Regions from separate parts of the Homo sapiens genome. Here region 2 is linked to region 1. A link is a loop called in an ENCODE intact Hi-C map of the cell type or tissue named here. Cell type or tissue: endothelial cell of umbilical vein. All regions are shown on one strand. Links, peaks and the distances in the headings refer to the core of each region. The heading gives the core; the rest is flanking DNA. Region 1 overlaps LOC124905020 (a long non-coding RNA gene). Region 2 overlaps KCNJ15 (potassium inwardly rectifying channel subfamily J member 15).

The links. Peaks named below come from ENCODE experiments on the same cell type or tissue, not always from the same donor. Only the 100,000 strongest peaks of a DNase experiment are listed, where the experiment ranks them.
Region 2: it touches region 1 in a loop (10-fold over the local background); 1 of 110 quality-filtered maps calls a loop at or near these places.

The regions. Positions count from the first base shown.
Region 1 is chr21:38,161,544-38,177,491 of GRCh38, reverse strand. It overlaps LOC124905020 (a long non-coding RNA gene), which reads right to left. Exons shown (of 3, transcript XR_007067862.1): 2 at 8,224-8,323; 3 at 5,792-6,694. Among named protein-coding and RNA genes, the nearest start is that of DSCR10, 37 kb to the left of the region's middle. RefSeq lists an enhancer at 5,423-5,717. In endothelial cell of umbilical vein, for the core only: CTCF peaks have their summits at 5,206 (motif pointing left) and 7,084; DNase peaks (open chromatin) are centred at 5,481, 6,571 and 7,051; H3K27ac peaks cover 2,433 bases.
Region 2 is chr21:38,303,544-38,319,358 of GRCh38, reverse strand. It overlaps KCNJ15 (potassium inwardly rectifying channel subfamily J member 15), which reads right to left. Exons shown (of 3, transcript NM_170736.3): 3 at 12,002-15,815. Among named protein-coding and RNA genes, the nearest start is that of LINC01423, 35 kb to the left of the region's middle. In endothelial cell of umbilical vein, for the core only: no CTCF peak of the experiment used is centred there; a DNase peak (open chromatin) is centred at 12,748; H3K27ac peaks cover 1,377 bases.

The DNA of each region.
Region 1 (15,948 bases), core at 3,807-11,806:
TTATTAATTACATCACAAATGGCCAGGCATAGTGGCTCATGCCTGTAATTTCAGCATTTTGGGAGGCTGAGGCAGGAGAACCACTTGAGGCCAAGAGTTCAAGTTTCATATATCTCAAATGGTTATTTTTATAAAAGGAAATATAACACTATTTGAACAAATTCATATCCGTAAGTTATAAATTCTAATTGAACTCAGAAGTTTGTGTCCGATGATATCATTTGGGGGAAGTAACAAAAATATTAATATGTAATATTTAATGAGTATATAGTTCTGCACAGTGCAATATACTCTGCATTTATTTCTTTGTTTTCCATTTATTCCTTATAACAATCCTAATGGATGGTACTGCATGTACCATTATTACAGATAAGATAAGCGAGGCCTAAAGAGTTTAAGAAACTTACCAAAATTCACAGATTACAAAATAGAAAATTGAAGTATATTGAGTGCCTATGTAATGTGTTAGTCATTGTGTTGGACATTTAAACTTCTTCCTGCCTCCCTTCATCCCTCTTTTTCACACTCCTTTGTCCTTCCCTCCCTTTCTCCCTCCCACCAAACCCCTCTTCTTCCTTTTATTCCTTTCTTCCTTCCTTCTTTCCTTCATACAAATATTGATCAAGTGACTACTATGTGTCAGGCATGTTTTCAGGCACTGGATGCTAGAATAATGAACATGTCAAACAAGGTCCTGTTCTCACAGCATTTGTTCTCTTACAGAGGGAGTAAGATATATATTTAATGAAATGAATATGATCAAAGCAGACATAAACAAGTGCTATGAATCAAGAGATATAACAGTCATTAGATGGCTATGTTAGCTAATTAGTCAGGGTTACCCTTTCTACAACAGTGAGCGACATTCAAAGGACAAGAAGACATCAGTGTGGATGGTCAGGAGAAAAAGGATTTCAGGCAGGTGGAGCCATATTTAACCGTCTTAGTAACTTGGTGAGATAGGAATTATTCTTCCTGTTGTAAAAATAAATGAACATCCAAATATGTTAAAATATCCAAAGTTACAATGATGAAGTAAGTATGCTGTAGTGTGGGTGTCAGTCACAGGCATGTCAAATTCTAAAGTGATATGTTTGCCATAATACAAAATCTACTGCCCAATTAGTTGATAAGAGTATCACACACAAACATAATAAAACCTATTTAAAACAAACTGTTAGGGTCATTTTGCTTATACATTTCTTCTCTATGTGTTCTACTCAGATCCTCCCAAACTTCAGAAGTGTCAAAAAATACTAAATGCAGATTATTAAATCTTGGCCTTAATTAGGTTCCATTGCAAATTTTTTAAATAAAAAGATTGTTTTAGTATTAAAAACATGCACGCACACACACACAGGTATACACATACATACCCCCTATATGTATGAGGTGTGCATAGAAAAGGGAGAGGCACAGGGATATGTTTATGATCATGGTTGTGTGTGCATACATGAGTGTGTGTTTATTTGTAACTATAGCAGTTACCAATTTATTTGCAGATGCTCAGGTATGTGATACCATTATTTGTAAATTAAAAAAAATCCTTGCACAAAATTATATCCAAATGCTTGACTGGCCTCTAAAATCTGCCTCTTAGAGAAAATATCATGTATAGATAAAACTAAAAATGTCAGTATGGCTAGAGCTATTAATACAAGATAATAAGATGTGTAAAGGAACAGCACATTATTAACAAAATAATTTATTTATAAATATCTAGTTTTTCTTTGTAAGTAATAGGCCTTTTACATTAGAAGCAAAAAATAGTGTCATGCTAAATCACTTGCTTAAATATTATTTGTTTCCTGAGAGGAAAATGCTCAAATCATTAGTAAGAGAAGGAGTTCACTTTTCTTTGAGTAAAACAAAGCAAAAGCCCTTTTGTAAGCTCTTCAGACGTTCAGGAAAGTATGGGAGGCTGGTCTTAAAGCATAGGACATAAAATTAGGCAATCTCTGGCTTGCCATTCTAGCATAAATCATCACAAAAGTATTGACAAACATAATGTATGATGCACCATTTATTTTTGTTACATTTGTGAATTTTTCCATTAGAGGATACTGGCTGCCTGCACCAATCAGGCATTTTACATGGAACTCTGCCTATTGTTCTGTTTTGTCTGGCAAAATCTTTCCCATAGTTTTATTTTTCTTTCAGCTTATGCTAAAAATCTGTAAGAAGGGACAAAAGCCAAGATGTGCTTGTTATCCCTTGTGAAGAATTTTTTTAATACTAAAACAATCTTTTTATTTAAAAAATTCACAATGGAACCTAATTAAGGTCAAGATTTAATAATCTGCATTTAGTATTTTTTGACACTTCTGAAGTTTGGGAGGATCTGAGTAGAACACATAGAGAAGAAATGTATAAGCAAAACGATCCTAACAGTTTGTTTTAAATAGGTTTTATTATTATTCCAGTATGGTGAGGCCAACAAATCAGACGATGACTGTTACTGACAAGATAGTTTGTTATTCACAGTTCCCAAGAGGAGGGGCTACAAATGGAAGGACCAAAGTTTATAAGGAAGCAGAGTGGGGAAATGGGGAAAGCAGAGGCAGACATCTTTATTGTGGTTTTCATGGGAAGGAACAGGTGAGGCAGGGTAAACAGACTAGGTAGGTGTATGATCTGCTAGATTAAGTAATTTTGATAGGCTCCAGGGTATAGGGGCTGTCTCTAGCTGTCTGGTACCTGGTCCTGAGATGATCAGAGCAGAGGAACATTACCTCCTGGAGTGTAAGAGCCAGAGAGAGAAGGTGGTTCAAAGTAAGGCCTCTGGATTGGTTAGTTTTCATATGAAAAGCATGCTCCAGGGCAAGTCCTTTACAATCTTTGGGATAGTAAAGCCTTGGGAAGGGTGGTTTCCTCCTGTCAACAAGGCCCTAGATGCCAGAGCATCAAGAACAAAGCAAATAAGAAAATACAGTGAATATCCAATTTAGCAACAAAATAAAATGAAGGTGCATTGATTTTCTATTGCCAGATAACAAATTACGTATAGACCTAGTGACTTAAAACAACATAAGTTATTGAGCCAGGGCTGGAAGGTCATCTGAGGCTTAGGGCCCTCTTCCAGCTCTCTGGTTGCTGGCAGAATTCAGTTCCTTCTGATTGTAGCACTGAGGTCCCCATTTTCTTGCTGGCTCCTGGGCTGAGGCTGCTTTCAGCTCTCAGACCACTCTTTGGTTCTAGCTACTGTGGCTGCTTTCTTCTTCCAGGCCAGCAGGAACATGCCTCTCTCTGACTTCTGTCTCAGACTTTAAGACCATAAGAATTCACCTGATTAGATAAGGCCCAACCGGGGCAGTCTCCCTTTACCTTAACTCATCTGTTAAGAGACCTTAATTGCATCTGCAGAAGTCCCTTTTGCCATACATTATAACACAAAGTGAGATCCCATCATATCCACAGCTCTTGCCCCTACTCAAGAGGAAGGGATTATTCAAGGCACAAGTCATCTTAGAATTCTGCCTACCATCGAAGAAAATTATGCCTCCAGAAACCAAATTGAAGAATAGCTGTCTGAAAAGGTTTTTCCTTTCCATCTGGGATGTCTTCTGTATTTAAAGTGGGTTTGTATTGAAAATTTGCATCAAATAACACACGATCTCCCAGCAGAGGGAACAGACACTCCCTTTGAAAGATTGACTAACTCCTATGACTCATCCTTGAGGTCACCTCAGGACCACCAATAGTGCAAATATCCAAGAGGGCTGGTGAGGGTCCCCTGAATAGTGTGCTCAATGGCTTTAGTGCATATGAGCAGCAATACCCTGAGCAACAGCTGAAAGCTTCTCCCATTAAAGGAGTTGGGTACCAAGAGTACACTCAATGGAGTAGACATTAGAGAGTACATGAAAGACAAAGAGGAGACTGAGGGTCTGATTGGGACTGCCCTTTCCCCCTCTCTCCATGGCTCCCAGACATGCATTTTTCAAGTTCCATAAATTACCCACACTCTGGAGCTTTAATGCGTCAGTCCATCTGAGGCTGAGAATAGGCTAAAGATGGTAGAAAAGGAAATATGGAAGAAATGAGGAATGTCCAGTTCATGTTTGCATTTACTGTGTAGAAGATTTAGAATTTTAATTTTTCCCAGCTTTGCTTCCAGTACTCTAGGGCCTCACTGTGAACTAGTATATGCATTCAATGTGTGGAATGTTGTTTTAGGCTGTTTCTGAAATCTGTAAAGAATATTGAGTAAGGTAGAGAAAAGCAATGCTTACTTATTAGACATGTCTGAATGGCTCTTCCCAAATGGCATGGTCCCCCTCACTCTACCCTTGAACCAATCTGAGAGGCCATGTTATAATTAATCTTAAATAATTTGGGAAAATTAGGTCAATCCTGGACCCAATAATTCTTAACAAGAATTCTGTACAGAAATATAGTTATAATTAAGCATTAATCAGGCTGCACTTCGGCCCACTTCCTTGTAACAGAAAGTCAGGTAGGCCTAGACACTGACCATCTGTATCCCTGTTGTTCTTATAGATAGCATCTCTGAGGTTAGAATCACAAGGCTTTTGCTTAAAAATTGCTTAAGATGTGGCCAGGCGCAGTGGCTCACGCCTGTAATCCCAGCACTTTGGGAGGCCGAGGCGGGCTGATCATGAAGTCAGGAGATCGAGACCATCCTGGCTAACACAGTGAAACCCCGTCTCTAGTAAAAATACAAAAAATTAGCTGGGCGTGGTGGTGGGCGCCTGTAGTCCCAGCTACTCGGGAGGCTGAAGCAGGAGAATGGCGTCAACCCGGGAGGTGGAACTTGCAGGGAGCCGAGATCGCACCACTGCACTCTAGCCTGGATGACAGAGTGAGACTCTGTCTCAAAAAAAAAAAAAAAAAATTGCTTAAGATGCTTTTCAGATCCTGAATTCCAGTGGAACAGCTCACACCAACCAGTTAGAAGACCCTCACCTCACAGAGGAACTGAATCAGTATGAGAATACAGCGTCTTCATCTTCTTGTCCAATGCCTTCACCCTGCACTCTTCGATCAACCACTGATCTCCACACTTTGGTCAACTCTAAAACCCTTAAAAACCCTAACCCTAAAACTCCTCGGGGAGACAAATTTGAGGTTTCCTCCCGTCTTATTCAGCGGCTCTGCAATGAACCCTCTTTCTCTGCTGCAACTGGCTGTCTCGGTGTACTGACTTGCTGGCTGCCCATCAGGCAGCGAACCTATTACGGTTACAGCCATTACTGGCATCTAGTGGTGGAGGGTCAGGGATGCTGTTAACATTTCACAGTGCATCCAGTAGCCCCACGACAAAACGTCAATAGTCCTGAGGTTGAAAAACTGTGGACTAAACCAAACCTCAGAGCCTGCTCAGGGTGTGTGACTTTCATTCAGGCCAAACTCATCCCTGTGATGGCAGGTCAAGAATAGACTGAGTCACTAGGAGCTTAGGACACCGCTGCCCCTCCTCATGCCTCTTCCCCAAGGAGTGCAAATGCTCCCTGCTCTCCATAGATGCCGGCCCCGAAGCAAACTCAAGACACTGGGTCGAGAAACACAACCTCCCATAGGGGCAGGACAAAGCTGCCTTCGCCCCTGGCCTGCTGACCTCCAGGGGCTGGTGGGAAGGAAGCAGCATTCCAGAAGCATTAGCTAATTACCGCCCTCTCTAGGACTGCATTCCTTGTCACAGATGCAAAACCTAATAAATCACAGTATATGTTCCTGCTTTTTACTTTCAGGAGAAAAAAAGCAAAAATCCATCAAAGGAACTAACAGAAGGGACTCTGTATACGTCTAGGTTGGTTATGCAGAAGCAGTTTAAGGTGGATAAGCTTGAATCGAATATGCCTTTCTCATGAACAACATTATTTTGTAGATTTATGTAGATTATGTTATGTTAGGTAAGTTCCAGAAAAAAAGAAAATAGTTTATCTTTTGGCGAAGGTGGGGGAGGAGGTTGTGGGTTGTAAAACCAAACATCCTAAGTGTTTCTGGCTATTCATATCTCTGAGTAAGGGAAATACTGCTTGGACTCCTTGCTCTGTGACCTTGGGCATGGTGCAGTGGCTTCCGAGCCTAACCAAACGGGTGCGAAGCCTTATCAGCTGTGTGTCCCTGAGCACCTTTCTTAACTTTTTCATGCCTCAGTTTCCTTATCTGTCAAGTGGAGATAATGCTAGTGCTTATATATAGGGCTGCTGTGAGAATTAAGTGAATAAATATTTATAAGGTGGTTAGAATAGTTCTTGACCTTTAGTTAATGTTGCCTCAATGTTTGTTGATTAATTCTGAAGTCCTTTATCAGCTGTAACACCCTGTGAGTCAATGGTCCTTTTCTGTTGCCTTCGACAATATTATGTAATCAAAATTCTGATCCCAAATGCTGACCTGAGAGAAAATGCCTGATTCGGAATGAGCCAATAGCAGCCCCATTATATTTTCTTTACTTGGCTTTCTGAGCAGCAGTCACATTTAAGGCGTTGCCATCAAAAAGGGTGAAACACAGAGGTGTTTGATTTAGCTGACTTTTGTCAGAAACTTGATTCACTGGACACTGGTTGAGTGGCCTCATTTTGGCTGAGATTTTCATTTGAGGCTTTCTGTGTTTCCACTAGATGGCATATCAGTTTGTTCCATTGTGTTTCTGCTGATTCCTGCTCCTCTTGGGTGTAGATCAATGCTCTTGTTCTGGTTTGGGGGAAGGCTGGTGCTGGAGAAGCTTCTAGAAGGAGCATGGAAACAGCCCCATTTAGCCCCAGGGATACAGAGATGTGGGGAGGTGAGATACAAGGCTCAGCCAGCCTGGAATGGTGCAACAGTCCCCTTTACTCCCCGGCCAGTTAAACCCTGGATTGCACCAAAATGACAGGCTGAGGGTCATCAGCTGTGGTCCTGCTCACTTCCTGATGACAAGAAAAGTGGCCCCAAGGCAATCCTGAGGACACTAAGGCAGTGAGAAGAAAGATAACCTACCCCCACTACATCATGCTTGGCTTGAGGGGACTGCCAGCTGCCAGCCTCCCAACCACACAAAACGAGGATCCAACCCAGCTCCCTTAGAAACAATCAGTGCCTGCCACTTCCTTCCAAGTCTTCTGGTCTCACAGCCTCCTCTGCTGGTGAGAGGCGACAGGAGTTTGTCAAACAGGGTGAATGACATATGTCCAGCATCCACCTGTTGTCTCAGTTATTAATAATGCCTCTTTTACTCTCAAAAGTGGCCCAGTTTGGAGAAGGAAGTGTGTGGTTCATCCTGCACTTAGCATCTTCTGAAATGCTGCAGTGGGGAGGTGGATTCAGTTACCTGGAGTGTGGATGTTGTGGATGTCCCTATGCATGGGAGTGGAAGTGGGCAGAACAGGGCTGCAGCCTGGGGGCTTCTACCAGGTCAGCTGGCAGAATTAGAATCTCTGCTCAGAAAGCCCTCCATGAGCCTGGCTATGGAAGGGCACAATGCCTGATGCCCTTACCTGCCCTTCCCTGCCTAGCGTGAGCCTGTGGGTGCAGCCAGAGGTGGGATGTGCAAGGTAGGCATAGTGGGTGACCTGAGCACTGGTGCTCCAGTGAGTGAGGGGTGGCAGAGCTGAGCACTGTGGGGTGAACAGGAGGTGATGACTTAAATACTACGTGGAATAGAGAAAAGGAAGAAATGGGGAAAGACAGAGAGTTTGCAGCCAACTCACTGACTGGCCTTGGGCAAGTTATTTTTTAGAGTCTTTCTTTCAACATCTGTTAAATGATGGTGTTGATAGATCGTGGCAGTGTTTTGGAGGAAAAGGAAGGATAAGGTGTATATCATGTCTTGTGGATTCTATTTCCCAGAACCTTAGTAGGTGTACTGCACAACAGCCTGCATTAATATTATCATATCATTACTATCATAATACCATTAATTTCATTGCATTGCAGGTACTGTGGCTGAACCTGAGCTCCAGACCTTTGAGATCCTGATGGAATTACAGAGGGTGCTTACATAGGGAGCAGCACAAACCAGCTCATATAAGGTGTAATGAGTTAATCATGTAATATGGAGGATGTTACTAATGTAATATGTAATGTGAATTATTGTGATATGTAGTGTGTATCAGTATAATTTGTAGTGTGTTAGTAATGTAATATGGTTCGTGCTGCAGTAGTTTGCTGTCTACTAGGATGGAGGACTTACATGGATGTCTGGGGCAATCTCCATCCAAATGAGCCATCCAGTTATGAGCATGCAAAGCAAACATTTCCTCCCAAATGTCCACTTACATTTATTGCTTTCATGAGACAGATGAGGCTTCATGGAGTGAAAAGCTTTAAGCACCTTTTATGGATTCACACAGAGCTCTCTGAAGGATGGGCAATGCACCTAGAAACCACAGAGCAGGGGGAACAAATGAAAGAGAGGCCTCAAGACAGAACTCACCTGGAGGGAAAGAAGAGTTGGACAAGCTTCCCCAAGCCCAGCACCCAGGTCTAAGAACTGAAACCAAATGATCTTTTTCCTCACAGCTAGATATAACAGCACATCACCCTTAATTCCAAGTTATCAATGGGTCTTTTAATTAAAGTCTTACCTCTACTCCGCTCTCCTGCTAGACCCAAGCTCCAGAAGGGCAGTGACCCTGTCTTGACCTGCACCTGCACCATCTCCTTCACTCAGCCAGAGCCTGTTACTTGTGGGAACTGATCAGCATTGAGGAATGGCTCGCTGGGCCGTGTGAGTTGTCAAGCACTGACATCGCTTCACCTGTCTCCCTGGTCAGCCATGTAGGCTGTAGTAGAGCAGCTGTGGGGGTGACCCCAAAGGACCAGGACCCCACTGGGTAAGCACAGCACAAAGGGGATGTCTGTGGGCCGTGAAGCAAGCTAGGGTGAAGAACATGGAGAACTTCCCAGGCAGCCAAGGGGCCTGTGCTTGCCTGGGAGGGAGCTGCCCTTGGGGGAACTGTCAGCTCTTTGAGAAACCAGCGTTGTCTAGATCAGCTGCAGGTGACAACTAGGACTGGAGGTGACCAGGAATATTAGAGTTGGGGACTCCAGAAAGAATGAGCTTCCTTCAACCAGGCATCAGGATGTACATATTAATATAATGTGTAATGTGCATTAATGCAATATGTAATGTGTTAATCATATATTCCATATAATTACATTATATGTAATGTGTTATGTAATATCGAGTGCATTATGAATGTAATATATAATGTGTATAAATATAAGATGTAATGTGTTAATCATGTAATATGGAAGGTGTTACTAATGTGATAGGTAGTGTGCATCACTGTGATATGTAGTATGCATTAGTGTAATTTGCAATGTGTTATTAATGTAATTTGTAATGTGCTGTCAATGTAGCATGTAATGTGTATTGATGTAATATTTAATGTGTGTTAATATAAGGTGTATTAATGTCATGTGCTAATAACAGAATAGGTAATGTCTATTAATATATTACATAATGTATATTGCTGTAACATGATGGAGTGTGATATTAACATAATGTGTAATGTAAGCTGGATGTAATTAGAATTAAAATGACTGAGAACTTGGCCTTGGCCAGATGACCTGTCCTGGCCCAGCTTTTTTCTCAAAGGCCAAGTGGAGACAAAAATCACAGGTACAAGGTCTTAGGGAATGACCTGGACTTTCCACAGCCAAAGGGAAAGTCCACAGGAACTAAAGTGGGAGCCATCCCTACTACACACACACACCACTATATTTTCAAGGAACAATAACTTGTAAATCACTTTACTCTATAACTCTTATATGAAAATTACTACTAAAAGCTTTCAAAATAGTGAATACTTTAAAGGCCCTTTCAAAAGAGTAAACCTTTTAGCTGTCTTCTGGGAGCAGAAGGAAGACATAGGTAGCTAGCTAGATAGGTGGATCAACAGAGATAGATTGATTGATTGATTTACTATTTATACATCTGTGTACATTTCTGTGTATGTGTCCGGTGATTTCTTTTCATCGGGGTTTTTTTCAATGTCAGCATTATTGATACTTGAGGGAGGAGAGTTCTATGCTGAGGGGAGCTGCCCTGTACATTAGAGGATGTTTAGCAGCATCTCCAGCCTGGCCTCCACTCACGAGATTCCAGGAGTGCTTCTCCACCTGTGACAATCAACAATGTCTCCAGACAGTGCTAAAGTAGAGGGCCCCTGCCAAATGCAAAATCACCCCCAGCTGAGAACTCTTGCTCTACATTCTAAGGGGGACCACAGCAACATGTTTAGGAGCACAAATCCTGGAGCTCCATGGCCTTGGTTCAAACCCACACATACTAGCCTGTGACCTTGGGCAAGTTAACCTATCTGTGCCCTGATGTCCTCATATGTAAAATGGGGATGATAATAGTATATCCCTCTCCATGCCTTTGCTCTGAGGACTCAACATGTTAAGACGTGTGAAGCCTTTGTTACGGACCCTGACACAAAGTAAGGATTTAGCTCTTGTTCTTCTAAATCCCTAAAGCCACAGAATGGAGAAGCAAGGAAAGAGAATTTCGCATCTATAAACAACCAAGAAGAAAAGTGAGGAGGAGGAAATCTGGACATGTGCTTTGATTCTAAGCCAGCGACCCCTTGTGCCTGGAGAGCTGTAATCTGATGGAGTTCACATGAAACGGCATCTTCTTGAATTAGAACTGGATTTATGAAAACAAAATTATTTCAATAATAAGAGGGTGGTTATCAGTTGATAGATATTCAGTGTTTGGCAAATAGCTAATTTGGGTGATACTGATCCTTCCAAATCATTCTTTATAACTAGTAGCATGAGGTTAATCCCAGCTTTGTCTTTCCCCAGACCCTCCTCCTCCTGCAGGTGCAGGGTCTACTATTTCCCCCTGTTGTTAAGATCCATGGAAAGGAACCAGGCTCCAGGGCAGAAAGTCTTCTCTATTCCACTCTCACTGGAAAATGGAAAAATCCTGATAATGTAGGAGTGTGGTTCAGTTTTAGAATCACAGCTTTTTTTTTCTCTCATTGTTGCACTCTTGTGACCTTACAAGGGTCTATCACAGCATTTGGCGAACTCGGAGTAGCAAGGAAAGTATCCAAAAGCCAATGAGGGTTCCCGGAGGGGCATAGAACATGGGCCTCTGTGAGGTCCAGTCAGTGCCGATGCAATTTAACAGGCTCCAACCCGGTGTGTGTCTGAAGAGGAGAAAGCTGCACTACAGCCGTCTGGCTTCAGGGAGGGTGAGGGGGCAGGGGTGGAACAGATTGCTTTCTAACTTGGAGCTTTTGCTTTCCAGCCAGCCCAAAATTATAACACTCTTGATGATAAGAGCAAGCAGCATGTTCCAGGCTTGGTGTGTGTGCGTGTATGCATTTAAAATAATCCAGGTTCCCCAACCACCCTCTTAATGGTACCACTAAAGTGGTAAGAGGCTTGACTTTTCCTCGAATGTACATTTCCTGGGAAGAATGAGGAACTCTGCAAAGGTCAGTGTCACCATCTGGACTCCAACTGACTTGGCAAGTAAAATAGACAAAGAATGCGGGTCTTTTCTACAATCGATTGCTTTTGGCATGCAGATGAAAATGAATAAGCAGGAGCCAAATTTTATAATGGCTGGTAAATCTGTGGATGATCAACGCTGAAACCTCTGTGACTCCTTTCTTTCCATTTATCACCATTTGTCATATTCTGCTTCCCATGTTTTTGGAACGATGACCAGATGGAAAGCAGACTGCAGCCATCAGGCAGGTGAAAAACAGATGGCCCAGGAGGGAAAGAAACCAGAAAACAGGCAGGCAAGGTGGCCCGGCCTAAGGACCAGCCAGGCCATTTCAGGCGCCAGGGCCCAGGCAGACTCCAGAGACTGTCCCAACACTGTCGGAGCTTGACTTTGTCCCCAGCATCATTATCAATGCTAGGGCACAGGTCGCCTTTATTTATCCAGGGAGAAGTGTGAGACAGCATGATGAGAAAGGCAGGCTTAGAGGTCGAGTGTGCTTCTGAATTCCAGTCTTCTTGGTTGTGGCTGAGTAAAGGTGGATGTGCCTGTTCTAAAACCTTTGAACCATAAGAACAGTAAGTGCTTTATATTCCCATTCATCTGCATTTACTGATTCTCTATGGTTTTTTGCACATTACAAAGAAAGGGAGTCTTCTGTGTCTCCTCTCCTCAGCCACTCACGAATCCCTTAACAATAAGTGTGAAAGTGCACACACAAGCATAACAAGGCTAAAGTTGAATTCGAACTTCACGCTTCTCAGTATCAGAAGTTGATCCCAGAGCTCCTTGGAAGGAGGGGCTACAGCCCAGATGTTCCCAGAGTAAACTTCAGGTACTTGATGAAGTCTTCTGGATAAGATGCCATTATTTATTATCTCCCACCAGGAAGAACCGACTCTGATAAAACCACATTAGGACACTGTCTCTGGGAGGAAATGTTTCTTATTTTTTTAAAAATATTAGTTCTGGGGGTACATGTGTACATTTGTTATATGGATATGATGCTAAGGTTTTGGCTTCAATTGAACCCGTCACCCAAGGAGTAAACATAGTAGTCAATTGGTAGTTTATCAGTCCTTACTCTCCTCCCTCCCTCCCCATGTTTGGAGTCCCCAGTGTCTGCTCTTCCTGTCATTATATCAATGGGTACCCAATGTTTAGCTCTCATTTATAAGTAAGAACATGTGGTATTTGGTTTTCTGTTTCTGCACTAATTCACTTAGGAGAATGGCTTCCAGCTGCACCCATGTTGGTGCAAAGGACATAATTTTCTTTTTTTATGGCTGCACAGTATTCCGTGGTGTATTGTACCACATTTTCTTTATCCAATCCACCATTGATGGGCATCTGGGTTTATTCTATGTCTTTGCAGCTATTGTGAATAGTGCTGCAATAAACATGTATATGCATGCAAAGCTGAAGCCCAGTTTCTTCTTTTATGCCAGGTTTCCTCTTCTCTTTATTGAGCAGCCTCACTGATGTTGAACAGAGCAGCTCAAAAATAATCCCATTTCACCCAATGAATAAAATGTTTTTATGTCATTTCCTTCTGTCCTGGGTAGGGCAAGAAATGTTCTCAGGTTGTCAACAATCGAGGGATCATAGGTTCTTCATTTTGGAGAGCACGATTGGCAAGGATCAGATAAAAGACAAGAGGAAAAGGGAGAGGAGAAATAGAAGCAGATCAAAGACAAAAAGGAATAGGAGGAAGAATCAGAAAGTGGGGTCCCAGAGGCTTCTGTGGGGTCACAGAGACAAAGGGGTTGTTCCTCATACCTTCTCTTTGCAGGGAATACCTGGGAGTCTGAAAACCTTTGTTCAAATAGTAACTCTGTCATATATCTTTTTTACATGACTTTTGAGAGTTATTCAGTCTCTCTGAACCTCACAGCATTATTATTACTATTATTTTTTACCACACAGCATTATTGGGAAAAGGGGTATGCCATGAAAGTCCCAAGAAGGAGACAGGTATCCTATACTTGTTGAATTTGCAGCTAACAGCTATTGAAATGGCCACCAGTACCATCAGATACTGTCCATGATTACCATGTTCTAAAATGGCCCCTAACCCCAGGAAAGGTACAAACATAAACTTCAAAATTGAATTTGAATAATATGCCCCTTTGCACTTAAAGATGACTCTATTTTTAAAAATTCTTAGAGCAATATTTTAAATTTTAGGGTTTATATTTCATTGAAAATTTGTAAACTATGCCAAACTATGACAATAAAATTGTTGTAAAAGAAGAAATCATCACATAGTTGAGTTTAAAAAAAAGAAGTGGGAGGAAGAAGAGAAGAAAAAGACAGAGATGAAGAAGAAGGAGAAGGAGCAGGAGCAGGAGTAGAAGGAGAAGTTGGAGGAGGAGAAGAGAAAGAGGAAGGAGGAGGAAAAGGAGGAGGACGAGGAGGAGGAGAACAATAATAATAACTATGGCAATCAGTCTTGGGTTAATTATTTTGCCCTCAATGCATTAAATCTAGAGAGAACTGTGCAAAAATGCCCCAAAGAGGAAGGTTATTTGAGAGGTAAAGAGCCAGTTAAGAAACAGATAATCTACTTTCTCCCATCTCCTCATTGTTACTCTTCAGGAAAGCACTGCCTGCATGACGAGGGAGAGAGGCTGAAGAGGATGGGTGAGCAGGGCACCATGTCTACCAAATAAACCCATGTAGGCCCAGTCCACATGATAGCCCAGTGTTTTCCAGTGGGTGCCCCACTAAAACGTGAATCCTTTAAGGAGTTCTCTGACAGAAGATTCTGGACAAATGTATTTGGGAAATGCCACAAACCATGCTCCTCTTTTACAGAGTGTTCCAGTGCTCATTAGCACATCAAAGGCTCTGGTAAGTTCTGAGGCTGAAAAGGATACTGGCTTTGCTTGTTATCCCTGAGGAGCTAGGGTTCCCTGGTCACCTTTTGGGAATCACTGGACTGACAACAACAGTATATAAAGTTAACACATCCCATTTGTACACCACTGTAGAGTTTACAAAAAGTGTTCACCTATTATAAGTTTATTTAATCTTCCTTCCAATACGTTGAAAGAGATTTTATGATGACTTCACTTTCCATTTCACAAATAACGAATCTGAAGTCCAAATGTTTAGGATGGCCAGGCACAGTAGCTCATGCCTATAATCCCATCACTTTGGGAGGCCAAGGTGAATGGATCACTTAAGCCCAGGAGTTTGAGACCAGTGTGGGCAATATGGCAAAGACCCATCTCCAAAAAAAAGAAAATTAGCTCGGCATGGTGGGGTGTCCCTGTAGTCCCAGCTACTTGGGCGGCTGATGTGGGAGGATCACCTGAGCTCAGGGAGGTCGAGGCTGCAGTGATCTATGATCCTGCCACTGCACTCCAGCCTGGGTGAAGAACCTATGACCCTCGATTGTTGACAACCTGAGTGAGATCCTGTCTCAAAAATAAATACATAAATAAAAGTTTAGGTAACTTGTCAAGATCACTCAGTGAGTAGGAAAGCTAATGTTAAGGCCCCAGTGTCCTAACACTTTTTCTTGTTAGAGGAATATTGAGAGGTTAATTCAGGGTGTTAAAAACGCTCTTTTCCTGAGGGGTCCACTTACTCTTTCATTCATCTGCTCAGGACACATTTGTTCTTGGATGTGTAGGAACCTGGGATAGGCTCTGAGTCTCCAGAGGCTATAAAAGATAATCCGGTTTCTCAATGAGAAATGCCTCGTAAGTGTTAGGTGACTAGACTTGGGTTCTTCTTTTAAAGTCTTATTTAACTGACTTTCCCATATTTATGATTTAGCCATGATAATGCATTGTAAATATGAACTTTTGCATAGTACATGTAAGAGCAACTCAAGAAATACATATTTTATTATATTAAATTGCAGGTCACTCACATATATTTCAAGAACGACATACAATTTACTTAAATTGAGTACAAATTATCTGCATTTACTGACTTCATGCCAGGGTCAAGGCTAGCTGTATATGCCAGGTGAACTCACTCAGTATTAACAACAATCCCACCAGAAAGGTGGGATTCTGTTTGTAATTCTGTTTTGTAGATGAGAGAACTCAGGCTGGGAGGGAGGATGCTATCACTTGTCTAAGATGACAGTTACTAAGTAGAAGAGCGGGATCTGATCCAAGACTGCCTAATTTTAAATCCAGAGCTCTCCAAATCCCACCATGCAGTCCTACCAGGACAAGCTGTGTAATTTGTGGAGCCCAGGACAAAATGAAAATTCAGGACCCTTGTTTACACAGTATTAAGAATTTCAGGATGGCCAGCTGGGCGCAGTGGCTCATACCTGTAATCCCAGCACTTTGGGAGGCCAAGGCAGGCGGATCACTTGAGGTCAGGAGTTTGAGACCAGCCTGAGCAACATGGCAAAACCCCATCTCTACTAAAAATACTAAAACTAGCTGGGCATGATGATGCAGGCCTGTAGTCCCAGCAAGTCCAGAGGCTGAGGCAGGAGAATCGCTTGAACCCAGGAGGCGGAGGTTGCAGTGAGCCAAGACTGCACCATTGCACTCCAG
Region 2 (15,815 bases), core at 7,816-15,815, 140 kb before region 1:
TTTTTTTTTTTTTTTTTGAGACAGAGTCTTGCTGTGTCCCCCAGGTTGGAGTGCAGTGGCGCGATCTCGGCTCACCGCAACCTCTGCTTCCCGGATTCAAGCATTTTTCCTGCCTCAGCCTCCCCAGTAGCTGGGATTACAGATGCTCGCCACTATGCCCGGCTGTTTTTTTTGTATTTTTAGTAGAGATGGGGTTTCACCGTGTTGGTCAGGCTGTTCTTGAACTCCTTACCTCATGATCTGCCCACCTTGGCCTCCCAAAGTTCTGGGATTACAGGCATGAGCCACCGTGCCCGGCCACCAATAGATAAATATTTAGGTGGTTTACAGATATTTTGGCTATTATGAAGAAGGCTTCCATGAACAATATTGTACAGTTGGCCCTCTGTGTCTGTGGGTTCAACCAACCATGGATCAAAAATATAAATAGCAAAACAATACAAACTAGAATACAACAATAAAAATAATAGGTTTCAAAATCAAATATAGTAAACAACTATTTACATAGCATTTACATTGTATTATGATTATAAATAATCTAGAGATGGTATATAAGAGAATAGATGTAGGTTATATGCAAATGTTATACAATTTGATATAAGGAATTTGAGTATCCTTGGATTTTGGTATCTGAAGGAGATCCTGGAACCAATCCCCTTCAGATGCCAAGGGATGACTGCCCAACCAAGTCCTTGAGTGGACAGATGTTCTCTTTTCACTTGGGTAGTGCTTAAGAATGGAATGTCTGAGTCTTACAATATGTGTGTTTAACTTTTTAAGAAATTGTCAGTCTTCCTTAGTGGTTGTGCTATTTTGTATTCTGTTTAGCAGTATACGAGAGTTCCGTTTGCTCCATGTACCCATTAACAATTGGGCTAGTCTTTTTATTTTCTGTTCATGGATTTATCGTGACATCTCATTGTGGTTTTAATTTGCATTTCTACAACGAATCATGTAGAATAATGTATTCATATGTTTATTGGCCATTCATATATCTTCTTTTTGTGAAGAATCTGTTCAAATCTTCTGCCAATGGAGATCAAGGCCATCTTGGCTAACACGGTGAAACCCTGTCTCTACTAAAAATACAAAAAATAAGCCGGGCATGGTGGCGGGCGTCTGTAGTCCCAGCTACTCGGGAGGCTGAGGCAGGAGAATGGCGTGAACCCGGGAGGCGGAGCTTGCAGTGAGCCGAGATGGCGCCACTGCACTCCAGCCTGGGCGACAGAGCAAGACTCCGTCTCAGAAAAAAAAAAAAAAAAGTCTTCAGCCTACAATTTAATTGACTTTTTTGTCTTCTTATTCAGTTGCAGGACTTCTTTATATATTCTGGATACAAGTGCTTTGTCATATATATATATAGTTTTGCCGAATGTTGTGGTTTGTGTTTATTAGCTTAATTGTTTCCCTTAGGAAATTTTAAAAAATTTTGATAAAATCCAATGATCATCTTTCTCCTTGTTTATACTAGTTACGTCCTGTTTAAGAAATGTTTGCCTACCCCAAAGTCACAAAAATGTGTTTGTATGTTTTCCCAAGAAGTTTTGTACTTCTAGCTTATACCTAATAACAAAACATAATTGAAGTTTTGTATTTCTAGCTTATACATTTAGGTCTACAATCCCTTTTAAAATTTGTGTGTGATGTGAGGTTCTCTGTAGTGTTTTTTTCTTCCGTATGAAGATTTGGTTATTCTAGCACCATTGCTGGAAAGGCTCTCCTTTCCCCATTGAATTTTTTTCAGGCATGTTCACCAAAATTCAATTGGCATTATATGTGTAGGTCTACTTCTGGACTCTATTCTGATCCATTGATAAATGTCTACCCTTTTGTAATTACATACCATCTTGATTACTACACCTTCACAATAAATGTTGACATAATTAGTACAAATCCTCTAAAATGATTCTTTTAAAAAAAATCTTAGGCTATTCTGAGTCTTTTGTATTGTGACATCCATTTTAGAATCTGTTTGATAATTTCTCCAAAACAGCTGGTTGAAATTTTGGTTGGGATTGTAATAAATCTATTAATCAATTTGGGGAAATTGACATTTTAACCACATTGAGTCTTCCAACCTATGAGCATGGTTTATCTCTCCATGTATTTAGGTGCTCTTTAGTTTCTCTCTGTAATGTTGTGTATTTTTCAGTTGTAAGTTGTAGATATATCTTGTCAAATATATTCCTAAATATTTTATTTTTGAAGCTATCATAAATAAATTTTTAGCTTTTATTTTCCAAATTTGTGCTGCTGGTATTTAAAAATACAATTGATTATAATAATCTTTTACCATGTGACTTTATTAAACTAATTTATCAGTTCTAGTGGTTTTCTCTGAAGATCCCATGCTCATTCTTAACTTTTCAGTCTAGTTCGAGTTAAACTGTATCATTTTATATGAATGTAAGAATCTTACAAGTGTGTATATCCATTCACTACCCCACTGTCTTTATGCTATTATGTGTGTATACATACATATATGTATAATCCACATACATATAGATGTATAATCCACAAGATACTTTTAGAATTATAAATATATCCATATGTGTTTTAAATAAATTAAGAGAAAACAGGTTTTTCCCTAGATATTTACCATTTCTGACGCTTTTTCTTCCTGCTTGAAGATGAAAGTTACCATCTGACATTTTATTTCCCTTCAGCCTGAAAATCTTCCTTTAATATTTTTTGTGCTGTGGGTCTGTAGAGACAATTTTTCTTAGTTTTCTGTTATTTGGAAAATGTCTTCATTTTGTCTTCATTCTTGAAATATATATATATATATTTCAGAAGAATATATGAAATATATATAGAAATATATATATATTTCATATATATATATATCTGGAAACAAACATATATATCTGGAAATAGAATCTAAATTGACAAGTTTTTTTTTCCCCTTAACATTTTAAAATATTGTTCTACTATCTTCTACACCCCATGGTCTCTTTTCAGATTCTGTGATCATTAGAATCATTGTTCTCCTGCATGTAATGTAGAATTTTTTTCTTGCTCTCTTCAAAGGTTTCTCTTTATTGTTGGTTTGTAGCAGTTTGATTTGATTATTTTTAAAATGGTCTTCTGCATATATAATCTATATATATTGATATAATACAACATCTCCTGTTTGGGGTCCTCTGAGTTTCTGGAATCTGTGCATCTTTCTCTTTCACCAAATGAGGGTTATTTTCTGTCATTATTTTGCAAATATTTTTTTCTGCCCCATTCTCTTTCTGGGATTTTTTTGCCAGTACATTTAACATTATACCGCAGATTCCTGGTGTTTGACAAACTTTTTTTAGTCTTTTTTTCTTTCTTGTCTTTAGTTTGGATAATTCTATTGATTTATATTAAAACTTACCTATCCTTTCCTCTTTCACCTCCATTATGCTGTTCAGTTCATCCAGTAAAAGTTTTATTTCAAGTATTTTATTTTCCAGTTCTAAAATTTTAATTTGGTTCTTTTCATGTTTCTATGTATTTAGTGAGATTTCTTAAGTTTTCATTTATTGCATATTTTCTTTAAATCACTGAGCATAGTTTTAACAGCTATTTTACAACCTTTATGTAATAATTCCAACATCAGGATCACCCCAGGGTTAGGCTCTCTTGACTACCTTTTCTCTTGAGAGTAAGCCACATTTTCCTGGTTCTTCATAGGTCTTTTAATTTTGAATTGTATCCTGAACATTGTCAAAGATATGTTGTAGAGATTCTGAATTCCATTCTCTTTTTACAAAGTATGTGGATGTTCACTTAGAGGGCTAGTTAGAGTTAAACTTTGTTAGAGTTAAACTTCAAGCTTGGTCTTGCCAGTGGTTACATAGTATTTATGATCTTAGTTTGGACTGGTGCAGTCTGCCCTCTCTATGCACGGTTCGGTGGTCACCCACTGACTTGTCCAGAGTTTATGCACAAAGTTAGGGATTCCCATTTCATGTGCTCTTCTTTCTTGGATTTCTTCCACCCTCCAGTAGCCCTGATTGCCCTTGGGACCTTCTCTTTTTTTTCATGAGCCAGAAAAATGGTGAGCTATTTACAGGAGCTTTAGTTGACCTCTGACACAAGCCAGCTGCATCTATCCTTAGGGTAAAGCTGAAAAAAATGAGAATTTCCCCCATGCTGGCTGCTTCCTGTGAACTTCAACTCTCCTGTGAAGTGTGCTTGCTTTGGTTCACTCTCTAGGGTCCTTGGTTAGTTGGTTTTATGTATTTTTCCAGCACTTATAGTTGTTATCTGTGGGAGGATAATTTTTTTTTGCTGGAAACAGAACTCTTGTTAGTGTATTTCCTATTTCCTTGATTTCTTCCTTCTATTTTGGGTTCAATTTATTCTTCTTTTTCTGACTCTTTAAGGCTGGAGAAGAAACCTTTTTTTTCTTCTCAAACACCCGAAACTATAAATATTCCTTTAAGCACTCTTACTGATCCATTAAAATAGAATCTTGATTACTGAGTTTTTCAGCAACCCACAAATATTGTCCCTGAGGCAAGTGTCTCCCTATCTCACTCACCACACCCCGGTCTTATCAGAAGAACCAGTGGGGAGCCACTTACCAGAGTGGGCAAGGGCCTGGGAGCAGCCCAGTTGGAAGGCCTGGCTCCAGAGATGGAATGCTACCCAGAGGCATGGCAGGCTAGGTCATGATGTCAGGACAGCCTTCTGAGAGGTGGATGTGAAACCGGAGAAGTTCCCTTATCCCCCTTGCAGGGCATGTAACAGGGGTGTTGCTCGCTTCTTTGGAACCCCACTGTTCAGCCCCATAGTGGGAGCATGCAGATGAGCAGGTGCAGAGGTTGCGGGGAGCATGTTTGGGTTCCAACCCCATGGCAGTACCTAGGGGTGAGTGTTTACAACTCCCCATTACAAGGACAGAGGGCTTTCTGTATCCCGGGTTCTTGCCCTACTGTACTGGAAGAATCAGATCACACGTGGGCTTAGATGAGTGCAAGCTTTTATTGAGTGGTGGAGGTAGCTCTCAGCGAGATGGATGGGGAGTCAGAAGGGGGATGGAGTGGGAAAGCGATCTTCCCCTGGAGTCTGGCCATCCAGCGGCTGGACTCTTCTCTGACCACCCCTGACTGAATTCTCTTCGTGTCTATGTCATTCTACTGTCACTGGCCTGCCAGTGTCTGCTGGTGTTTGCCAGTGTGTTCTTCTGCTCCTCTCAACGTCTAGCCACTTGTGTCTGTGCCTGCTACAGTCCTAGATTTTTATAGGCATAGGATGGGGGAAGGGGTGTGGCAGGCCAAAAGGCAACTTTTTGAACTCAAAACCAGAAATGCCTATCCTCATTTAGGTCCGTGGGCACAGGCCAGAGGGTATAGCCCTCACCAGGGACTCTGCTCTTCTTTGCCCGGCACTTCCCTGCCCCCCATCCCATATCAGGTCCTGTGCACCATGGGGAAGTCAACAGAGTGGCAGGATCCCTTCCTCTAGAATCACATAGGCACTGTCAAGAAAGCCATTCAGACAGACAGCCAGCAGACCAAGCAGGAGTTGGCCAGGGTTGGGGTGGTAGCATCCCAGAAAGGAGAAGCATAACCAATATCCCAGAGGCTGCAGGAGGAGGAAAAACCTTCAGCACTGGGGGATTGCAAAGAGTTCAGGATGTTTGAAAGTAGAGCGCAAGGGAAAGAGATGACAAGGGAGGAGGTTACCAGGAGCAAGATCAAGGAGAGGCATGAGTCCAATGTCTGGACACTTGCCCTTTATCTGGAGGTTGGGTTTTGAGTGAAAGAGTAATATGATCGGACTTCTATTTTAGAATGACCACACTGGGTACAGTGTGGAGAATAGATTGGGAAGGAGAAAGACTAGAAACAGGGTAGCCAGTGTGAAATGTGCCTTTTTAAAAACATATATTGTGATGATGATGATGATGGTGGCCAGAACTAAGCACCGGGAGATTAGAATGGAAGAGAAGAAACTGACTTGAGAGCAATGCCAGGGGTAGCGTGGACGGGGATTTGTGATGAATTAGATACAGGTGATGAGGGAGTGGGAGAAAGCAAGGGTAGCTCTCACGTTTCCGGCACTGGATGAGGAGAGGTTTGGGGAGAAATGCAACACATAAGAGCATTATTCTCAAAACAATGGGGTGCGACTTGACTCAGCAAAGCAAAGCAAGTGTGGGGACCTCAGCTGGTGGTCCAGTGATGGATGCAGAATCACCTTGAGGCAACATACCTGAGTTGCTGGCTTGCCAAGCAAGGGTTTTCCCTAACCTTTATAGTAGGAGACACAAAATGACGACAATGGCAGAGCCAGAATTATGAAAGGCATCTAGAAATCAATTATTTTCAAGTATCTCAGTGCTATTGAGAAATCAGCAAGCTTTGTGAGAGCAGTTGAGAGAGGAAGCCCAGTATATGATTAACTTGGAGAGGGCACAATTAGTCTCTGGCTGTTTGAAAACCAGGTTTGAAAAGTCCTCTCCTGTTTACAAAATAGTGGAGGCAATTTCCAAGGAAGAATGTTCTTTGCTCTCTGCACTAAGAACCAGAAACTGTCTCCAAAGGAATGTCCACTGGCATAACTTCCCATGTGGCTATGGTCAAACTATAATAGAATGTCTGCTAGAAGTCAGCTTTTTCTGTCCATTCTGCAGAAATAGGAAATTCAGGACAGTTACAGTAACCCAGAGAAAGCTTCTGTCTCTTCCAAAGCAAAGAATCTTATTCTGGTTTATTTATATGAGTATGATTCTGATTAGAAGGAAGGTTGAAGGTAGATCAATTGGTGATGAAATGGATGGGAAAGAATAGTGTTATGGGTTGAATTGTATCCTCCCAAAAAGATATGTTGAAACCCTAACCCCCTAGTACCTCAGAATGTGACCTTATTTGGAAATAGGATCTTTAGAAAGGTAGTCAAATTAAAATGAGGTCATTAGGGTGGTCCCTAATCCAACATGACTGGAGTCCTTATAAAAAGGGGGCAATTTGGACACAGAGACAGGCACAAAGGGAAGCTGATGTGAGAACACCATGTGCACATGAAGACAGAGATTAGAATTATAGAATTATGCTCCTACAAACCAAGGAGCTCCTGAGCCTACTAGAAGCTGGGAGAGACCAGCGAAAATACCTCAGAGGGAGCATGGTCCTCCTTCAGACTTTTGACCTCCAGAAATGTGATACAATGAATTGTTCTAAACCACCGTTTGCAGTTATTATGGCAGCCCTCGAAAAATACAAATAACATAGCTCTTTTAGGAATCTGCTTTTATTTCCTAGTACAATGTCCATCGCTAAATAAATATTAATGTGGAGACCACAACACTCCACGGACCTGTCTCAGAGATCAGGTGGTTGTTAAAGTGACTGGGTAAATAATAAATGATGCGAGAAACCGCTTCATCTGATGATGAAATATGCACTTCAGGCTGTGATGATGTGCTTGCCTTCTGGCTGCCAATTCTTGCCCTGGGAAGCACTGAAATAGAAATTGTGGTTTCCGGCTCTGATTCCTACTGAGGAGAGATGAAGATGTTACGAGCCATTGACTCCTTAACAAGTGTACCTTGTCCAGGTCCAGCTTGCCACAAATCCTTCTTTCCAATGAGGAAGCCCCAGTATTTTACCCAGTTCCTTTCCTGTGTTGGCCAGCCTCTTTGCACTTGAGTTCCAGCCTTCATTTTTCTGTCCCTGCAGTAGGATTTTTGTCTTGCTTCCCTTCTTCCTGACTCCTATTAAGGACAGAGTCCTGCCCTTGATTTGAAGGCCCTGGGTCTGGGTCTCTGCTCCTGAAGCTCTACTTCCTTGATCTCCGTCATGTGTTGTGGGTTCATACTCCACTCCTCTCCTATTTGCCCCTCTTTATTTATCTGCTTGTGAAATGGAGAGATTTGTAGGCAGGTCTTCCCTAGTGCCAAGAGCAATCTGTCAGAACATCTTTCTAGAGTCAGCTTCTAAGACCCCTTGTTCTCTTGCCCTGTGTTTCTAGCTTTTCTTGGTGTCTGGGTCTTGAGCCTTCCTTCCCCGGGCCTGGTCACTGTAATTGCAGTGACTGCTTGTGCTGGGACCACTCACCTGCTCCCTTTAGGCCCTGTAAGCTCAGTATCGGATTCCAGCCAGCTGCACTGATTCTGCAGTGTTTGCTTGTCTCTACAAAGCTCTCTTTGCCGCTTGACTCAATCAGCCAAGACCTTAAAATAATTACCTACCCTAAAGCCTCTCTGAGAAGCCCAGTATAAATCCTTACAAATCAGGTTTTTAGAACTCAGCAAAACATTCAGTTGAAAGCTCACTGCTCTATTCACAATGGGAGGCACACTGGCACAATCCCTTATTATTTGCATTGCATGAATTCAACGCCCGCAAGTCGTCTGTGGTGACACCGCAATTCAACCATGGCTTTGTTTTCACTTGATGGAAACACTTGAGCACAAAGCAAATGCTGCTTTGGCTCCAAGAGCATCAACCACCAAATCACCTATGCTTTTTTGGATGCACCCTGTAATGGCCCACCTGGGAGGCAGGACAAAACATGGAGAGGAAGCCAGGCTTTTATGTTGGCCACTCCTGGCTTTACGCCTTGGTAGATGGGTAACTGGACAAATTACTCAACTTTTCTGAGCCTCATATGATGCAATCATAATGAATGTGAGGACTTGAGAACTGAATGCTTGTTCATCTTGACTTTTCTGTAGGATTTCTTAATCTTAGTCACCCCATGTCTAGTCTTTGGTCAACCGTTTGTCTCTGCTTAGATGAACAGCAGGGATGTGGATTCTGTTTCTGTCTTGATGAATGGCATTCTTACTCCTCTGCCTTTTCCTTTTCAATTGATCACTTCATATCTTCTCTACCTTCGGGATATTTATCTCATGTTGCCAGCCTCTAAATAACAGACCTTTTGAAGCATGTTAGGCCTTTAGGCAATTTATCCAGACTCCCAGTCTCATGCTTTCACCTGGGTTATCTATTCTGCTATCACTTTTGCCCTAATTTTGATCCATCTCACATGGAAATCTGCTCCACCATGAGATTTCCATGTTGTAAATTTTGGAGATAAAACACTAGGCCAGAAGGAAAAAATCCAGACTGAGCATAGTGGCTCACACCTGTAATCCCAACACTTTGGGAGGCCAAGGTGTGAAGATCGCTTGAGCTCAGGAGTTCGCCATCAGCCTGAGCAATAAGCTGAGACCTCATCTCTACAAAAAAATTAAAAAATTATCCGGGTATCGTGGCGCACACCTGCAGTCCCAGTTACTCAGGAGGATGAAGCGGGAGGATTGCTTGAGCCTGGGAAGTTGTTACAGTGACCCGTGATCACGCCACTGCACTCCAGCCCAGGTGACAGAGTGAGATCCTGTCTCAACAAAAAAAAAAAGAAAAGAAAAGAAGGAAAAGACCCAGATTGCCACCAATGGCTCACTGGGCCACTCTGGAAGTGATGTCAGTGGGCTACAGGGTCTTCTGCAAAGTGTAGATAACTGCATATGTCCTTCCTCTACCCTTTCATGGGGTATAACATGGACTATTGAATATTTGAAGTTGTTTTTAGCATTCAGAGCCCTACAAATATGAATATTTCTTGCTCTCTGGATATCTAAGATGTGACCAGATGTCATGAGACTTGTGTGTTTGGGGGGTGTGGGGCTTGTATGAGCAGAAGAGGCACGCGGGCAATAGAACATGCCACAACATATTTGAACATGTAGCAGGTCAGCCAGACTTACTGTGGGGGTAGGGGTAAGGAGAAGCACACTGTTCTGGGCTGCTGTGAGGCTGTGAGTCTGTTGGTCATAGTGGACTTATTCATTGCAGATCTTTAAATCACATGCTGAGTGGGCACGTTAAACAGAGTTTACAGAGAGGTACACTGTCAAGAGAAAGTACAACTGCTAATAGAGTGGGTTTTAAATGCTCTCACTACAAAAAAGAAAATACGTGAGGAGATGGATATATCATTAGCTTGATATAATTATTCTAAAATGTGTATTAAAATATCACATTGTAATCCCTAACTATATATAGTTATTATTTGTTAATTAAAAATATGTGTGGGCTGGGCATGGTGGCTCACACCTGTAATCCCAGCACTTTGGGAGGCTGAGGTGGGCATATCACCTGAGGTCAGGTGTTCGAGACCAGCCTCACCAACATGGCGAAACCCCGTCTCTACTAAAAATACAAAAATTAACTGGGTGTGGTGGTGGGAGCCTCTGATACCAGCTACTTAGGAGGCTGTGGCTGGAGAATTGCTTGAACCCAAGAGGCGGAGGTTGCGGTGAGCTGGGATTGCGCCACTGCACTCCAGCCTGGGCAACAAGAGGGATACTTCGTCTCAAAAAATAAAAAAATAAAATAAAAACGTGAACAAAATCTTAAAAAGAGTAAGAGTTTCTGGCAGACTCAATAGAGGCAAACTAAGAAAGATGCAGAAAGCAGCCCTTAGGACGGGTGAAAACACATTTAGATCACTCAAATACCTTATCAGCTAAGATTATTATGCAAGTGTTAAATTCCAGTAAAGGAATAGACTAATTTAGAACATAATCACTTGAACAATGTAAGAGTTTCTGGGAAGAATATGGACTTTTGCATGAAAAATTAAACCATAAAAGTTGTTTGTCTAACATTTATGAAGACAGGATTTCTGAGAAGGGAAATTATGCCTGCCGGGATGTTGCGTATCCAGCCCAGAACCAAAGCTTCCCATGTTGCTATGACAAATTCCCTTATTCTCTGCTCCAAGGACATGGTGTGGTGAAAGCAATGCTGCCTTATGGCTTGGATGTGGTTAGCTCAGTTCTCAGCCAAGGTCATCCTGGAAGGACAATTGACGTTTGAGATAACGGGGTAGAAAATAACATGTGTCTGAAAACTTCCATGCAAATTAAAATTAATAAAATGTGTCCCACCGGCTAGCTTCATGACTGTGTTTCAGATGACTGTGCACTTTCTAGAAAACATTTTGCCTTTTTGTTCAAACAGTATCCTCAAAGATGACTTCCTACTATCTGCATCAGCCTTGTTTATTTCCAGCTGTCACATGCTCCCTCCAAGAACAAAGCTTGGCCACCCCTGAGAATGTTACAAAGAATGAGCCAAGGCTCCAAAGGAGAGGGCTCTAAGAGAGACACTCTGGAATGTTCAGAGCTGTGGCAACTATCTTGTTGCATGTGTGTGTAGTTTTCCCAGGAAACTGCTTGGAGGATAACTACTGCCATTTGGATGCACTCCTTGGCTACGTGGGTTTTAATTAGGTGTGCGGCTTTAGGGTGACACCCATACTAATGCCTGTAGGACTTATGTAGTTAAGTGTTTTCTTTCTTTTAATCCATCCAAGTAAAGGAGCAATAGCACAAAAGGCACTTTGGTAAGGGTTGCAGTGCTGAAAGGATGTTTGTTATTAAACGGTTGCTTGATTTTTAATCATTGACTAAAATGAAATAAGCATTCTGGAGCAGGAGAGCATCAGGCAGAAAAAGAGAGATGAGGCTGGGCGCCGTGGCTCATGCCTGTAATCACAGCTACTCAGGAGGCTAAGGCGGGCAGATCACTTGAGGTCAGGAGTTTGAGACCCACTTGGCCAACATGGTGAAACCCTATCTGTACTAAAAATAAAAAAATTAGCTGGGCGTGGTGGCACACACCTGTAATCCCAGCTACTTGGGAGGCTGAGGCAGGAGAATCATTTGAATCCTGGAGGTGGAGATTGCAGTGAGCCACTGCTCTCCAGCCTGAGGGATGGAGTGAGACTCTGTCTTAAAAAAAAAAAAAAAAAGGAGCGATGAGGCAGGGATTTCATTTTCTATTCAGTGATTGGAAAGAAGCAAAATACATTTCTTTACGTACTGATATACAGTAACACCTTGATAAGTTTTTAGGACCTAGTCATTCCCACATTATTGTGATTGCCATCACTGGAAAAGGTTATTTCAAATAAGTTCCCCTCTGAACTTTCTAAGGACATATTAGATTTTTTGTCTGTCAGAGCACCACTGTAACACCATTACCATTCCAGTGAAACAAAAAGAAACTCAAGACTGTAAAATTAGCTTTATAGTGTTTGCCATTGTTTCACAAGTTACAGTAATTCCATTTATCCGGAGAGAAAAAAAAGGTGATGGAGACACATATGGAAATAAAGGATTTGACAAGTAAACGGATGAATTCATAGCATACAAAAGTAGGTATTTAAAGCTGTCTGGTCATTGTATGATTGGGTTCAGTGATGACAGAGTATCCACAGTTAGTGTGAGATTTCCGACATGCACCAAATAGTAGCTCAGCCTTGAGAAACACAAACCACCATTCTGCTGGAGCAAATCCAAGCTTAAGACTCACTTAAGAACCATGGGAAAGCAAGGACATATATCTTGCAACACTGTATAAGGATCAGATGTGGTTCTATATATAGCAAGAGACCTAAGTGTGATCAAGATTTTGGTAAGTACACACTGCCAGGAGTTACAAGCAGTGGGATTGTTTGCATATAAAATCTACATGTCATTTGGGATTTCCATCACCATAACATTCCCATGAATTTCATTAAGTAGCATTTTGGAGTCCGTCCTTCTGGAATGGAGATTCTGTTTACAAAAGCCTTATTTTTGTAACTTACAATTCCATGACACCTTACAGAAATAATTCCTCAAAAATGGATCCAAGTCGGCTGCTATCCTTCCTCTCCTGGCTGCTACGTAACACTTCGTGTCAGTACACAAACACAGCTTCCTTTTGTGATCTGGAGGTTTGTTTTTGTAAAAAGCCGCTGATACAGTCATACTTCCTGTAATGATTTGATGTAATACGACATCCTTAATCCTGAGATTTGATTGCAGATGAAAGAATACAGCTAAAACTACAGTGAATGAAAAAAATCTTCCCTTTGAACTTCCCTCCAATCACCTTCTTGGAAGCTCTTTACTCTTCTATAATATTAAGTAAATTTGCATAAAGTAAGTCAGCTGAGAGATCACGCATTTCCTAGCTCAGAGTCAACAACTTATGGTTTTTTTTTTTTAAGGAAATAGATACTCTATAATCAACTATAGTAATTCCCTTGGAGTCTAATTTTGAGTAGATCTAACTTTTATTTACTGAAATATTTTTGAGGGTGAAATTTGAAATTTTAAGTAGGTGGGAAGGCATGGACACCAGATAAGATTTGGCCTTGAATAAAAATAAAATTATAGCTAAGTACTACATCATGTGGCAAGGGTTGCTAACCAAACAAAACTTAGTGATGGACTTTTAGGAGGACTCTTTTGTAAAACCATCAGCCTAATTCTGCAACTGGGGCTTGAGAATCTGGGCTCCTGTGCACCCACGTGGAGGGCGACTTTGAGCCCATCCTTCTAGGGTGATGCCCCAGGGAAGACCATTCCTCACTATGGAGACTCAGACAGTGCACGCTGCTCCACACTGCACACAGGAGTGTCAAAGACTGGGTTCCCCGTGTTCAGCTGAAATTTTCCCTTGATAATTGGGCAAGCCAGGGAAATATGTTTCTGGAATACTCCCTGACTCTACTACTAGTTGTATGAATATCATAAACTCCAAATAAAGAGGCATGTATTTCTCTTGTAGAAATGGGCATAGTTTGGGATTATGTGAACACTCTTTGTAAATTTGTCAGATTTGGCAAATAACTATTCAGGACAGGAGTTTCAGTTAAGTTTGAAGATTTGTCTAATTTCCAAGGCAATTTTGTAATATATGGGGAAAAAAAGGTTGCATGTAAGACATTTAAGGTATCCTAAAAAAGTCTACACAAATAAAAAATTACTCCATATAGGACATATTCTGCACATACAGAGTGCCTGGCAGCCCTAGCTCTCTGGCATTATATTCAGATTACAAAGACTTTGCCTACATATATGACATCGTTGGCTTTTATACTCGTGTATCAGTTCTGTCCTTTGACTTCCACCATCCTTTCTTGTAATTTTTATTAGCTATTAAGTATCAACTCCAATCAACCGCCTTCTCTTGGTCTTCTATTTTTACACACTGCCAACATACCAATTGAAAAGTAAAAATTCCTGCCCTCAAATATGTGGATATCTGAATGTCCATAAATTCCTAATTTGAATTTGAATTGATTATTTTTTAACCCACCAATCTATTTGACTTTATAGAATGAACAGCAAATATGAAGAAACAGTCAACCAAGCATGTATGATGTTGAAAAGAAATTGGGTGCAAGATAAGGAGGGCCATAGGGTTAAGTGAAGTGAAGTGTCTGAAGGTCTAGTTTTGCCACGTTTATTTTCTTTTCTTTTCTTTTTCTTTTTCTTTTTTTTTTTTTTTTTGAGACGGAGTTTTACTTTTGTTGCCCAGGCTGGAGTGCAGTGGCGCGATCTTAGCTCACTGCAACGTCCACCTCCCGGGTTCAAGCGAATCTCCTGCCTCAGTCTCCTGAGTAGCTGGGATTACAGGCACGCACCACCACACCTGGCTTGTAGGCGGGCAGATCACGAGGTCATGAGATCGAGACCATCCTGGTTAACACGGTGAAACCCCGTCTCTACTAAAAACACAAAAACAAAATTAGCCGGGCATGGTGGCGAGCGCCTGTAGTCCCAGCTACTCGGGAGGCTGAGGGAGAGAATGGCGTGAACCTGGAAGCGGACTTGCAGTGAGCCGAAATCGCGCCACTGCACTCTAGCAGCCTGGGCGACAGAGCGAGACCCAGTATCAAAAAAAAAAAAAAAAAAAAAAAAAAAAAAAGATAAATTGAAGTTTACAAAGGGTAAAGTGTATGCAGTTAACCATTTAGAAGTGAATGTTAAGCTTTTGACCTTTAAGTGTAAGTAAGTCCTCCTGGGAGGAAGAAAATTAAGAGCCTCTTGTACCTACCCAGAGTTTAACAATCAGAGACTAGATTTCGAGTGCACACCACAAAACTTGGAAATCAAGACTGGAAATGTTAGTACCTTTCGCTTAAAAAATTACATCATGGAAAGCTATGATAAAACTAGTTATTGGATGAAACTGGAAACCATCATTCTCAGCAAACTATCTCAAGGACAGAAAACCAAACACCGCATGTTCTCACTCATAGGTGGAAATTGAACAATGAGAACACATGGACACAGGAAGGGGAACATCACACACCGGGGACTGTTGTGGGGTGGGGGGAGGGGGGAGGGATAGCATTAGGAGATATACCTAATGCTAAATGACGAGTTAATGGGTGCAGCACACCAACATGGCACATGTATACATATGTAACAAACCTGCACGTTGTGCACATGTACCCTAAAACTTAAAGTATAATAATAATAAAATTAAAAAAAATAAAAAGCTGATTTTCAAGTTCAAAAAAAAAAAACTAGTTATTTCAGAAATTTAATAGAAGAAAAGTCTAGCAAGAATGAAAGCCAAAATTGAGAGCGTGAGAGTATTCACTGTGCCATGTGGTCAAATGTCTGACATTTTGAACATCATGACAGCATATAGAACCAAACCTAGTCAAAGGCCTAGTGCTTTCATTTTTCTCTTCTTCTCCCTCCAGCTGGGCATATATATTGAAGACTCAAATAAGGGAGACAGAATAATGCTAGAGTGCAAATGCCACTATTTTTTTCATGCTGGAGTAGAAATGCCACCTTAAAAATATATCTTTGTTTACATTTCGATAATATTGAAATCACAGTCTATTAAAAATTGGGAAATTTAATTCAAATAAAAATCCAACAAAATAGTTGTTTTGATTTATTAAACATCTGGTTCATTCATTCATGGCATTTTTTTCACCTTAAACCAGCTCTTTAGATTTCTGGACACTCTGCGTTGTGTTGTAATTTCCCCAGGATGAAAAAGGGAGCCAATGCATGACTCCCAACC